Regions from separate parts of the Homo sapiens genome. Here region 1 is linked to region 2. The links are chromatin contacts, found by Hi-C or POLR2A ChIA-PET in ENCODE. All regions are on one chromosome and are shown on one strand. Each heading gives the region's core, a stretch centred on a gene start or an enhancer-like site at or near the end of the contact. The rest is flanking DNA. Distances are from core to core; before and after follow the strand shown. Region 1 overlaps LINC02932 (long intergenic non-protein coding RNA 2932). Region 2 overlaps CDK14 (cyclin dependent kinase 14).

Region 1 (5,458 bases), core at 1,903-4,402, 240 kb before region 2:
AAGGGGTGGGGTCTCATTTCCAGGCTGAATGGGGATGAACCACCTCATATCTTTGACTTGCATTTACATTACATGGTCCATAGGAATCATGTAGCTGTTTTGTAATATAAACTCCAAAGCAAATCCAGCATGTATGCCTGCCTGTAAACTACCCAAAAGTCACTGTGCCCACACAAAATAGTTCAAAACCACAACATTATAACTGAAAATCACAAATAAACTTAAAGAAATGGCCAGGCATAGTGGCTTACATTTGTAATCCCAGCACTTTGGGAGGCTGAGGTGGGCAGATCACCTGAGGCCAGGAGTTCAAGACCAGCCTGGCCAACATGGCAAAACCCTGTCCCTACTACAACTACAAAAATTAGATGGGAGTGGTGGTGCACACCTGTAATCCCAGCTACTCAGGAGGCTGAGGCAGGAGAATCACTTGAACCCAGGAGGTAGAGGTTGCAGTGAGCCGAGATCGCACCACTGCCCTCCAGCCCGGGTGACAGAGCAAGACTCTGTCTCATAAAAAGAAAAATAATAATCAACAATTCTACTTTTTAACAGCAAATAATAATGAAAATCCAGGAATCATAAAAGAAACTTAACTTACAAAATAATCATCTGAATATTGCATGACTTTTCCTTCAAGAAGAATCTTACATAGTAATTATTTTTCTGTACCATGGAAAGGCAGGAAATAAACGTATAAGCATCATTATCTTATATATTTAAAAACCCTCTCCCATGGATGCACTCATGATGAATATCATTGATATCTTTTTCTAAAAGACAACAAAGGAACACCACACATCAAAATTTCAGATACATATTATCTTCAAATCAACAAGTCTACTTTTAGAAATTTATCCTAAAGATGTCATAAAAATGTAGACAGGTGTATTCCCAAGTATGTAAGTTGCAGAGTACTTTTTAATAATGAAGAAAACAACCACCCTATAATAAATACTAAGAAACCATTTGAGAGAATAATGTAGAACACAGTTATGGGCGTGGGAATTTGGATGTTTCCAAATGAAAAAGGAGGGTTTTTGAAAGAATATATGTATGTTTATGCCTATGTGTGTTTATGTGCATACTTGCATAGCAAAAACATGTAGAAAGATATTTAGCAAAGTATTAAATGGGTTATCACTGGTTGGTAAGATTAAAAGTTATTTTCATTTACATCTTTATACCTCTTGGCACTGTATAAAATTATTTAAATTTGGGGGGAAAGACACAACAATAGTGGGTACACACATATTAATGCCAAACTGGAATATATTAAAAGTCAACCCTCCCCAATACACATGCACAGGTCACTGGGGATTGATGGTCTCTCTAATGTCAGTAAGAGGATCTGAGTCGTCAGGAGAGTAAGGGTGAAAGTGACAAGTGGTGTGTCCCTCAAGGCAGATGAAATCCAGGAGAGTGTGCCCATGTACCACATGCCCACTATATCCAGAATTGGATTTACTCATCAACCAAGTGAAACATTCAATGCAGCTCATTTAGCATTTCATTGCAAAAATATGAAACAGGCACAGAAACTAAATCTAATGCTTTATTCTTTCTCTCTTACTTTGATCCCTCCTTTCCTTCCTTCTTTCTTTCTCTCTTTCCTTGTCTCTCTCTCTCTCTCTTTCTTCCTTTCTTCAGATTTCAAATTCCTTATAACCTGTCGTATGGCCAAACCACCCCTGGAGAAAGTGGCAAGCTGACATATTTAAATTTAAAAGTTGCCTTATTTCCTCTGCATTCTGGTCCTGGAAATGGAGTAAGTTTGCTTTGCACACTCTTGGCTACAGGGGTGATCAGCATTCTGTCTGTGCTTCCCAACATTTCTGCAAGCATCTCCCATCTGAGGTGCTGCATTATTTCCAACCTGCCTTAGACTCAGACACTCCACCAGACATGATGGGCCAGTTAAGCTTCGTAACAAGCAGAGCTAGGACATGTAGATTTTATTTAAAAGGACACATGACTATCCATTCAAGATGAAATGTTGTCATCCTGGTCAGGCCTGGATCCAATCTGTGTTGGAGAACATGAAATAACTTCTGGCTACAACAACGAATCATCATACGCTAATATGACCTAGTCAGGTACACTGCTATTTCTTGCCATTTTCTTTTTTATCCTGTGAAGGTTGTCATCATTTCACACACATTTTGCAATGATAAGGGTAGTTCCATTACTGCCTATCTTGTAGGAATGGGGAAGCAAAAGCACTTTATAACTGTGTTTCAACAATTTTGAATTTACTTCCTCAAATGTCTTTCTAACTCTATCCTCTCTCTATATTTTTTCTTTATGTATAAATATGATGTCTTTCTCTGTGACACACAAACATACAAAGTCTGGACAAATAGCCAGGGGGTTGGGAGTTCTATTCCATTTGAATTTTGAAAATGGAATTAGTAAACTCAAAATATGACACTTTCAAAGCAATTTAGAGACAAGGCCTCACTAGACTAATGGGATGTAGGTAAAGCAACAACTAACCTGAAATGTTAGAAACCCCCAAGTCTCTGGAATTGCCGCCACTCACGGATCCCAAAAAGTCCAGCCCACACACCTTCAACCATGAGACAAGATGGCCAGTGCAAGAAGAGACCATTGCTTGTGGTGCCGTTAGGTTGTTTATGCTGTTGTTTATATGTTTTAAACAGCATAGCTATTAATGAGATTATGTTATGAAATACTCATTTCCTTCTATGTTATTGCCATGACACTCAGCGGCAAAGGGGAAACACCCAAATACACAGTAACTACATATGCAGTTGGATTCTACAGACTTTCTCCCCTCCTTTCAGAAGGAAATTTCTATTACTTTCACTTCTCAGGTATGTCACAAAGAGTTTGAGAAATAAAAAAGAGAAAATAACTCTCGAAAGAACAAATAGCACATACCACGAATTAATAGAGCAATAGCAATTGGCAACAACATCCACAGATATTAACCCGCAGTGCTGAGCCACACAGAAACGAGTGAGATTAGTTCCATTTCAGTTACAATAGCAACAGGAACCAGGCCCACATATTTGTATCTTAGCGGAAGCAAAGAACAGATTATAAAGCAAGTCTAGATTCAATGATCAGACAGGATGCCGCCCTGCTTCCTAAAATCAAAATGAAATAATTGCCAGTGGCAGCTTACACTGGGTTCTAAGAGTTAGGAGGCAAATATGTTTGCAACAAGAACCATGGGGAAGCAAAATGAAAATACATTGCTCCAGGTTCTAGGCATTCTCTGTGCTTGGGCCCTGGCTGGCTTATACACAATTTTCAGAAACATGGACGGTTCAAAAGCAAGACAAAACAAAATAGAACACATCAACAGGCAATTTTTGCATGGCCCCGAGTAAAACGATTCAGATCTCCCAAGCTGGTGTCTATGGTTTAATAAAGGATTTAAAATATGCCTTGCAATATTTCTAATTCTTTCTACAATTGAGTCAAAACACAAAGAACCGAAGTTGTAAAAGAATGTTCCGAATGAGTACTATACTGGAAATAGAAATCAAAAGTGGGAACTTTTAAAAAATGAATGCTTGTTTAGCTTTTATACCACCCTAAAACAAGCAACCCCGGTCTGTTCACTTGGATTTGATTTGAGAATTTGAGATCTGCCTTTTCCTACCTCTGCTAAGTTAATCCCACTCCTCCTTCCACTCCCACTCATGGGTCTTTATGACTTCCTCCCTCTTTTACACCCAAATGCAGAAGTGAAGTGTGAAAAGCTGTTTAAGTACTCTTACTGAGAAAGGAAACTATCTGGCCATTTTTTATATTCCATGATATTAAAGTAATTCATCTGCGTTTGCACTAATGACAGTAAATCTCTCTTGCTGACAAGCTGTGGTCAATTATCCTTTCTACAGCCTTTAAAAAACGAAGCAGTAGGAAGTGCGTCAGTGTTGGAAACTTGTGGCTTGCTTATTCAAATGAAACAGCCAACCAGCTTAAGCAGCTCCCTCAAAAATGCATCACCTTGCTGCTAGACCCCAAACAGCTCTCCCAAGGGCCTGAAAATACTGGGAACTTCCGCTGGAATTTACATGTATGAAGGAAATTGTTTAAATAAAGCGGTATGCTATTTATCCCTATAATGAGTAGTTTAACACTGACAATTAGAAAGGAAATTCTACAAGCCAGGACTCCAGTTACTTATTACTGCCACTGAAAGTCAATTAAAGTATCTAACTAATTACAGGGATTGGGATCATCTGTCATCTGGCAAATCATATTAGAGGGAAGAGGGCCTTGGTTTGTTTTTGAAAGTGTGTGATCTAGTCTCCATCATGCTGGTTAATTTTCGGACAAGGGAGTGAATGAGGGGTCTTGCCCCACACATCTGCAGATCTGTTCACCTGGGAAGCTCCAGAAATGTTAGCTGTATTTCCATCCAACCTCAGCTGCTATACAAAGAGCAAGAGTTGGCCAGGAGATGGATGGAGAGAGATCCACTCTGCCAGACCAATCATTCACCAAGAACATCGTTCTTCAACTCAAGAGCCTGTAGTGATTCCTTGTAGCCTCCTATAGCAAGTTCTTACTCCTTTGCCCACTCCCAAGCCTGCTCTCCTACCACTCCCCAGCACTTCTGTCAATCATCTTGGTCAGCTAACTGTTTCACAAATGTTATCATCATGACTTAAACCCCATCTGTGTTTTTTCTCAGCCTGTTAGTTAAGATGCATTCTACCCCTCTCTTCTGCCTATCCAAACTCTTCTCACCCTTAAAGACTCAGCTCTGGTCCTGATTCCTGCTTCATGCAGAATCCAATACAGAAGATCTTTCCTGTACACCGCCTCTGGGGTTTGGAGTTTATCACTCAATGGTTCTCAGATTGTGAACGGGCTACATCTTAAGTCTTTGCTTCCTGCCCAGCATGTGGGATACATTTACAACCCCATAGTGTTAACCCCCTGATTCTTGGTTTCTGTTATTACTGCATTTAGTCTCATGTTTAGTAAAGTGTCTTAATCAGACCTAGCTAGCATTCTTTTGCTAAATTAAATTTAGCCTAAAGCACCTCCTTACGTATTTGAAGTCCAACGTGAAGCTTTCTCCATATATAGTAACCTTAACTGGATATGTAAACAGACTGTAATTTACTTTTGCACCAATCACTGAGTTTTGGCCATTCAAAGGCAGCCAACTGTTCAAACTGTGTTCACATAAGACAAATGGCAAGCTGTAATCAAAATCTGGCTGCTTCTGTACCTCACTTTCCTTTATCTGTTCATAAATCCTCTCCAACCACATAGCAGTGTGGAGACTATCTGAACCTATTCTGGTTCAGGGGGCCTGCCTAATTTGCAAATCATTCTTTGCTCAGTCAAACTCTATTAAATTTAATTTGTCTTAAGTTTTGCTTTGAACACCTTCATTTGTTCACTCCTTCGCTCATTCAGCACATGTTTAGAATGGCTTCTTAGAGCAAGACACTTCAACAACGAC
Region 2 (5,505 bases), core at 1,969-4,468:
ATATTTGCCAAAGGACTGTGTCTAGTAAGGTACCCAGTAATTTATACCCTTACCTTACTTAAAGATTAAACAATAATCCTGCCAAGAGGTTATACAAATTGAAAAGCTGAGGCTCAGAGAGGTTAATGAGCTTCCTGAATATTACACAGCTCAGTAGTGGAACTAGGGATGAACCTGGTTCCTATGCTACCAAAGATGATGCTGGCTCCAAGCATTTAATTGCTATTTGTGTCAATAATTAGCTTGTGCAACCTTCCTTCCTCTCTTCTGTTTTTTTCTTTGCTATGTCAATACTATTTATTGATGGTATATTCTTAGGTCAGTAAGACCACTATGTACACAACATGTTAGATGCAGGTGTTAATAAGAATACTCTAGGAGCTCTATCCTCACAATGAATAGAAATTGAGCCCCAGTATTATAAAGTCTCCCCAAATGAAGAGAGGGATATATTGTTTCATGAAAATCAAATAAGTAGAAGGTGGAATGGGTAACAGTGGATACTAGGGATGACATTGTTGTTAAAATCATCTCTTTCTTAGCTAGGGATGGTGGTAGGTACTTATAGTCCCAGCTACTTGGGAGGCTGAGGTGGGAGGATTGCTTGAGCCCTGGAGGTCAAGGCTGTAGTGAGCCATGATCATGCCACTGCAGCCTGGGCAATAAAGCTGCAAAAAAACAAAACAAAAACGCTAAAAGCGAATAGTGTTTTTCTCCAGTGACTTCTTATATTCATCTTTATTTTGAGGCTGAACATTCACTAAATTTGTAAATATTTTCTTAATCAAATGAAAATGATATCAATAAATTTGAGGAAAGGTATCACATATCATGTGTTTCTTTTACATAAGGAGAGGTAAAAATGACTGCATTTCTGTTCATGCTTCACTTTGTAAAATGTGGTAGTTTTCAATGTCCTAAAACTTAAGAATTAAGATATATACACACACACACACACACACACACCCACAGGGGCCCAGTGAGGAAGACCTGGATCAGCTCTTTATTTGGAAGGCTTATTTAGAAAATGGAGCCCCTCTCAATAGCATCTCATATGTGATGAACAGGAAGCTGAGCCTTTACGGTGTTTTCTGAGTAGAGTTAGGGGAGATCAAGGAGATCGGGAACAACAGCAGAGAGGTGAATTCTTAAGGGAGTTCAAAAAGGGTAGAGAGCTGTGTGTCTAACCCCTAACAGTTCCCAACAGAAAAGAGAGAGAGACAACACAAGAAGGAGAAAGGAATAGAGACACTTGCAACAGGCTGCGCCCCTCAGGAGGGAACAGCGTGGCTTCTGGAGGGGAGGAGGCAGGGAAAGGAATGTCTGCTTGATGTTCTTTGATATTTCCACTATTCCCCCTGCAGATTTATTATGCTTATTGGGTACTCCAGAGCTATTATACTCAGGGTGTTTACAAATAAAAGATAGGGGTGAGAAGCAAAAATAAAAAGCAAGATCTCTGGACACTTGAGTGCAAAATGCAATGACTCTTTAGTGTAGTGTTTCCAAAGCAGCAGACATCCACATTTGTATTACACTGACGAGCATTTAAATGATCTAGAATTGTGTCACCCAATATGGCAGCAACCAACCACATGTGGCCCTTAACTCTTGTTAATTACATTTAAATATAGTAAAAAAATTCAGTTCCTAAATCACAGTAGTCACATTTTAAGTGCCCTGGAACCACAGAGGCCTAATGGCTACTGCATTTGTCAGCACAGACCTAGAAATGTCGGGCCAAACTTTCAGTTACCTCAGAGGCCAGCGGCCTTCTTGAGCATAATCTCTTTTTCCTCTGTGCTAGAGATAAAAACTGATTTCTTCCTTATACATAATTTTAAAGATACCAGTTGTGAACCAGGCAACTTGAAGTCAGAAGCCTATGCCTGTTACCTGATGGGTCAGAGACCAGGCAAAATAGACGGTGTCTGACCTGGCTAGGACTGGATTTGCTCCCCTGTGCTCTGCTTCACTCCATGACTCCGGATTGAATGGGAAACTCTAGTACCCACTTCTGATAAGCAAAATGGCCCCCAAAGATGTCCACCTGTTAACCCCTGAAGCTGGTGAACAGGTAACTTTTCACAGCAAAAGGGACTGTACAGAGAGAGTAACCTGGATTAACCAGGTGGGCCCAATCTAATTACATGAACCTTCAGAAGCAGAGAACTTTCTCCTGCTGGAGGCAGAGGAAATGGGGCAGACAGGAAGTCAGAGAGATCAGAAGCTTGTTTGATGGAGAAGGTGGCTATGTGATGAAGCATGCAGGAGGCGTTGAGCGGGTGGAGACAGCGAGCAAGGAAGTGAGACCTCAGCCATACCCCCCAAGGAACTGAATTCTGCCAACAACCTGCATGAGCATGGGAGTAAATTCTCCCCGAAAGCCTCTAGATAAAACCCCAAGTTGGTCAACATCTTGATTTTGGCCTTGTGAGACCCAGAGAAAAGAAATCAGCTCAGCTCTTCCAGACTTCTGCCTGACAGTACTGTAAGGTAACATGTTTGTACTATTCTACACCAATAAATGTGTGGTAATTTGTTATGGCAGTCGCAGAATACAAACACCCATGGCATATTTGGGAGAACAGAGGAACTCCTACAGTTTATGCTTCTAGAATCTGTTTGGAGAAGACTTCGAGAAAGCCTAATTCCATCTCCTCCTTTCAGGGAAATGAGCAGCCCAGCTGCCTCTAGAAGCTCTGTGCCACTTCAGAAGTAGGGTTGGGTTTTATTCCTTAATGAGCTGGATGGCAGGAGGAAGGTATTAGCCGCATCGTAAGCGTGCACTTTTGGATGAGGAGTCCAACACGTAATCTGAAAGGATGAAAAGCAATGGCTGTTGCCAACTCCCAAGCCTGGCACATACTGCCAATTAGTAAGAGAGAAGATGGGTATTTTCTGTCTATCAGAAGGGGATCAAAAAACGCGTGTCCAACAGATAACAAATAGCATGGGGCCTGCCCTTGGCCATCACCAGGGGTTATTAATGACACTGAATTCTTTGCTACAAAAAAAGAGACATGGATAAGAAATCTGGCAATGACACAAAATGACAGGGCTTAACCTCTTGGGGGCAGTGGGAGCTGTGTGGAAGAGGTGACAAACCTCACTGGTAGGGTGTGAGTGGGTAGCAGGCAGGCCTGTCATCTCTGGCACTTAGACTGTCACAAAGCCAGCCTTTTTCCCATGGTGCATTACCCAGCAGTGGGCAGGAGAGGCCCAAGTTGGTGGTGTGGGCAGTCAGCCAGCTGCAAACACTGTTTTCCCCAGGACAGAGGAAGTCAGGCTTCTGTTCTGTCCCAGCTCTCCTGGCTGCATGAAATCTAGATGGGGAATGACATCAGGTCCCAGAAGAGATATCCCCACCCATGGCTGCGGCGAGAACAAAATAAAATTAGATATTGATAAGCTCCCATGAATATGGGGTTTTAAAATGGATAATATTCCCTTCATAAGATTCACTGGAGTACATATATTCCTAGTTGTTATTTTCAATTGTGCTGATCATTTGATCTCATAAGCCTGTTTTTAATTTTAGGCTATACAATCAAGATGATAATATCTGCCCTACCTCAAAAGACTGCCATAAGCATATGTGGGGATGTGACAATGTACATTGCAAAAGGCTAACTGTTAGTTCCATCACAACTATATCTGTGGAGATGAGTTGCATGTCAGGCCTTTGACTATGTCCGTTTCATATGCTTTCACATTTATGCTGTTGCCACTGCTAGTGATCAGGGCTAGGCCTTTGGCAAATTTACCATCTTCCACTCAGATAGTTTTCTCTTTGTCCTCCTGGCACCTGCTTGCAACCTGAATCTTTGGACAGATCTTTATTGTCTTTTCCAAGGCTCTCTAGGACTCCCACCAGGGCCTGGAAAGCATCTCCTATTTTAGGTCCTCCTCTTTTTCCTTTCAAGAATCCTATCTGCAATTTCCTAGAAGAGCTGCTTTCTATTAGATGGCAAGGGGTTTAGGGGGTTTTGATAAACATCATATCCACATAATGCTTTTAGTAACTGAACTAATGATTCATTCTTATGAAAACAAATGTCTCCAGAAATTGCTATGAACTGCAACTTCCAAGCAAGCAGGTGAGCCTTTGGGGGCCTCCAAACAATACTATGTATGGCAGTGCAGGGTCAGGACAAGAGACCTGCTTGGATTGGACTGTCTGCATATTGAAAACAGTACATTTTCAAGGGTATGGCATGTGGTGAAGAACTACACCTCATGCAGTGTTCTAATGCTGAACTCAAATCCATAGAGCTGGGCAGTGGACAGCTGCAGCTCACCCTTTGAGTTATAAGACTGGAATTCCAAAAGGTCTGCTTTAGTGTCTGCTTTAGAGTTTATCCATCCAATAAACCCATCCCTCAAACATTTAATAGTGATGTATAGAATAATTTCTTTGAAAATATTACAAGAAGAAGTCTCCAGGCACTAAATAAATTAAAATTGTTACTTTGAAGTAAATAGAATTATAACAAAAATGATCAACAATGAAAAAAAAAAGTGAAAGTGGGGAAAGATGATTTAAGAACTCACTCAACTCAACTGCTCCTCCTAGTGAAATAACAGTGTTCTTACCTTCCTCTCACATTTTTAAACAGGGAAAGACATTTACAACTCTAGCTTACTTTGCAATATATTATTATGTTAGAAAATTTTAGATCGACTTAGAACATTAGGGAGAATGGAAAACAGGGTCTTTCAGTTTGTTGCGAATTCTCTGACTTAAATCTTAATGGTACACATCAGCTATAATGACAAGAAAAATACAATAGAGCACCACCAACATAAATACAGAGTGAAAGTTACGTTATTCCTCCGAATATTATTTTAAATACATTATGTTTTATGCATATGTAACTCAACTATCTAGCAAGTCACCTTTAAAATATGTCTTGGAAGTTAAACATCAAGTCAGATAAAATACTCAAGGAAAGTTCAAGAACACAAAGTTAGGAAACATTTCTAAATCTTTTAAATTCAGGTTGGAGACTCTGCTGGTACATTCAATTGTAGCAGGTAAGATTTTTCTTCTCTATTTTTGTGTTTCCAGAAAGGTACCTTTGTTTAAATGTCTCTGTATTTACTACACAATTTAGAATACCAATTTTTATAAGTTCTTAGGAGAAATCCAGTTTTACTTAACTAAGAGAGGATAAGCAGAACCATAACATGTGTGGGAACAAGCAGGAAAAGGTTAACCTGTGCCTATTCAAGTCTGTAGACGTGCTTCTTGTTACCAGCCACAAGCGGTCTTTTCCAGATCTGTCTTCTGTGACTTAGTGGTTTATCCTTAGTTCTCTTTTTGATACTTTCAAACCTCCGAAATCATTCAGCTGTTTAAAAGTTCCAAAACAAGCAAATGTGTTCCTGGAATCTTCCCCTTAACTTTGCTGGAGAGCATACACTAAGGCTTCTTCTCCAGCCAAAATAATAAAAGATCTTTTAAGTGGCTAAAATTCTTGGTTGATTGCACATACATGCCAA

Evidence for each region. Hi-C counts contacts between places; a loop is a spot of excess contacts on that map. ChIA-PET counts read pairs that join two places held with the same protein, here RNA polymerase II (POLR2A).
Region 1: a map of A673 shows a loop between it and region 2 (3-fold over the local background). The contact joins two enhancer-like sites. A Hi-C loop is called at or near these places in 1 of 168 maps with a recorded cell type or tissue (A673). POLR2A ChIA-PET finds 5 or more read pairs at or near these places in 1 of 52 experiments (A673).

Annotation. Positions count from the first base shown.
Region 1 is chr7:91,324,290-91,329,747 of GRCh38, reverse strand. The region is part of intron 3 of LINC02932 (long intergenic non-protein coding RNA 2932); the gene reads right to left. Among named protein-coding and RNA genes, the nearest start is that of LINC02932, 16 kb to the right of the region's middle. Within about 2 kb of position 3,152, at least 3 of the 41 ENCODE cell types and tissues checked have a DNase peak (open chromatin) inside an H3K27ac peak, as active enhancers do; they include A673, where a contact is called at or near this core.
Region 2 is chr7:91,082,122-91,087,626 of GRCh38, reverse strand. All of the region lies in intron 12 of CDK14 (cyclin dependent kinase 14), which reads right to left. Among named protein-coding and RNA genes, the nearest start is that of FZD1, 180 kb to the left of the region's middle. Within about 2 kb of position 3,218, at least 7 of the 41 ENCODE cell types and tissues checked have a DNase peak (open chromatin) inside an H3K27ac peak, as active enhancers do; they include A673, where a contact is called at or near this core.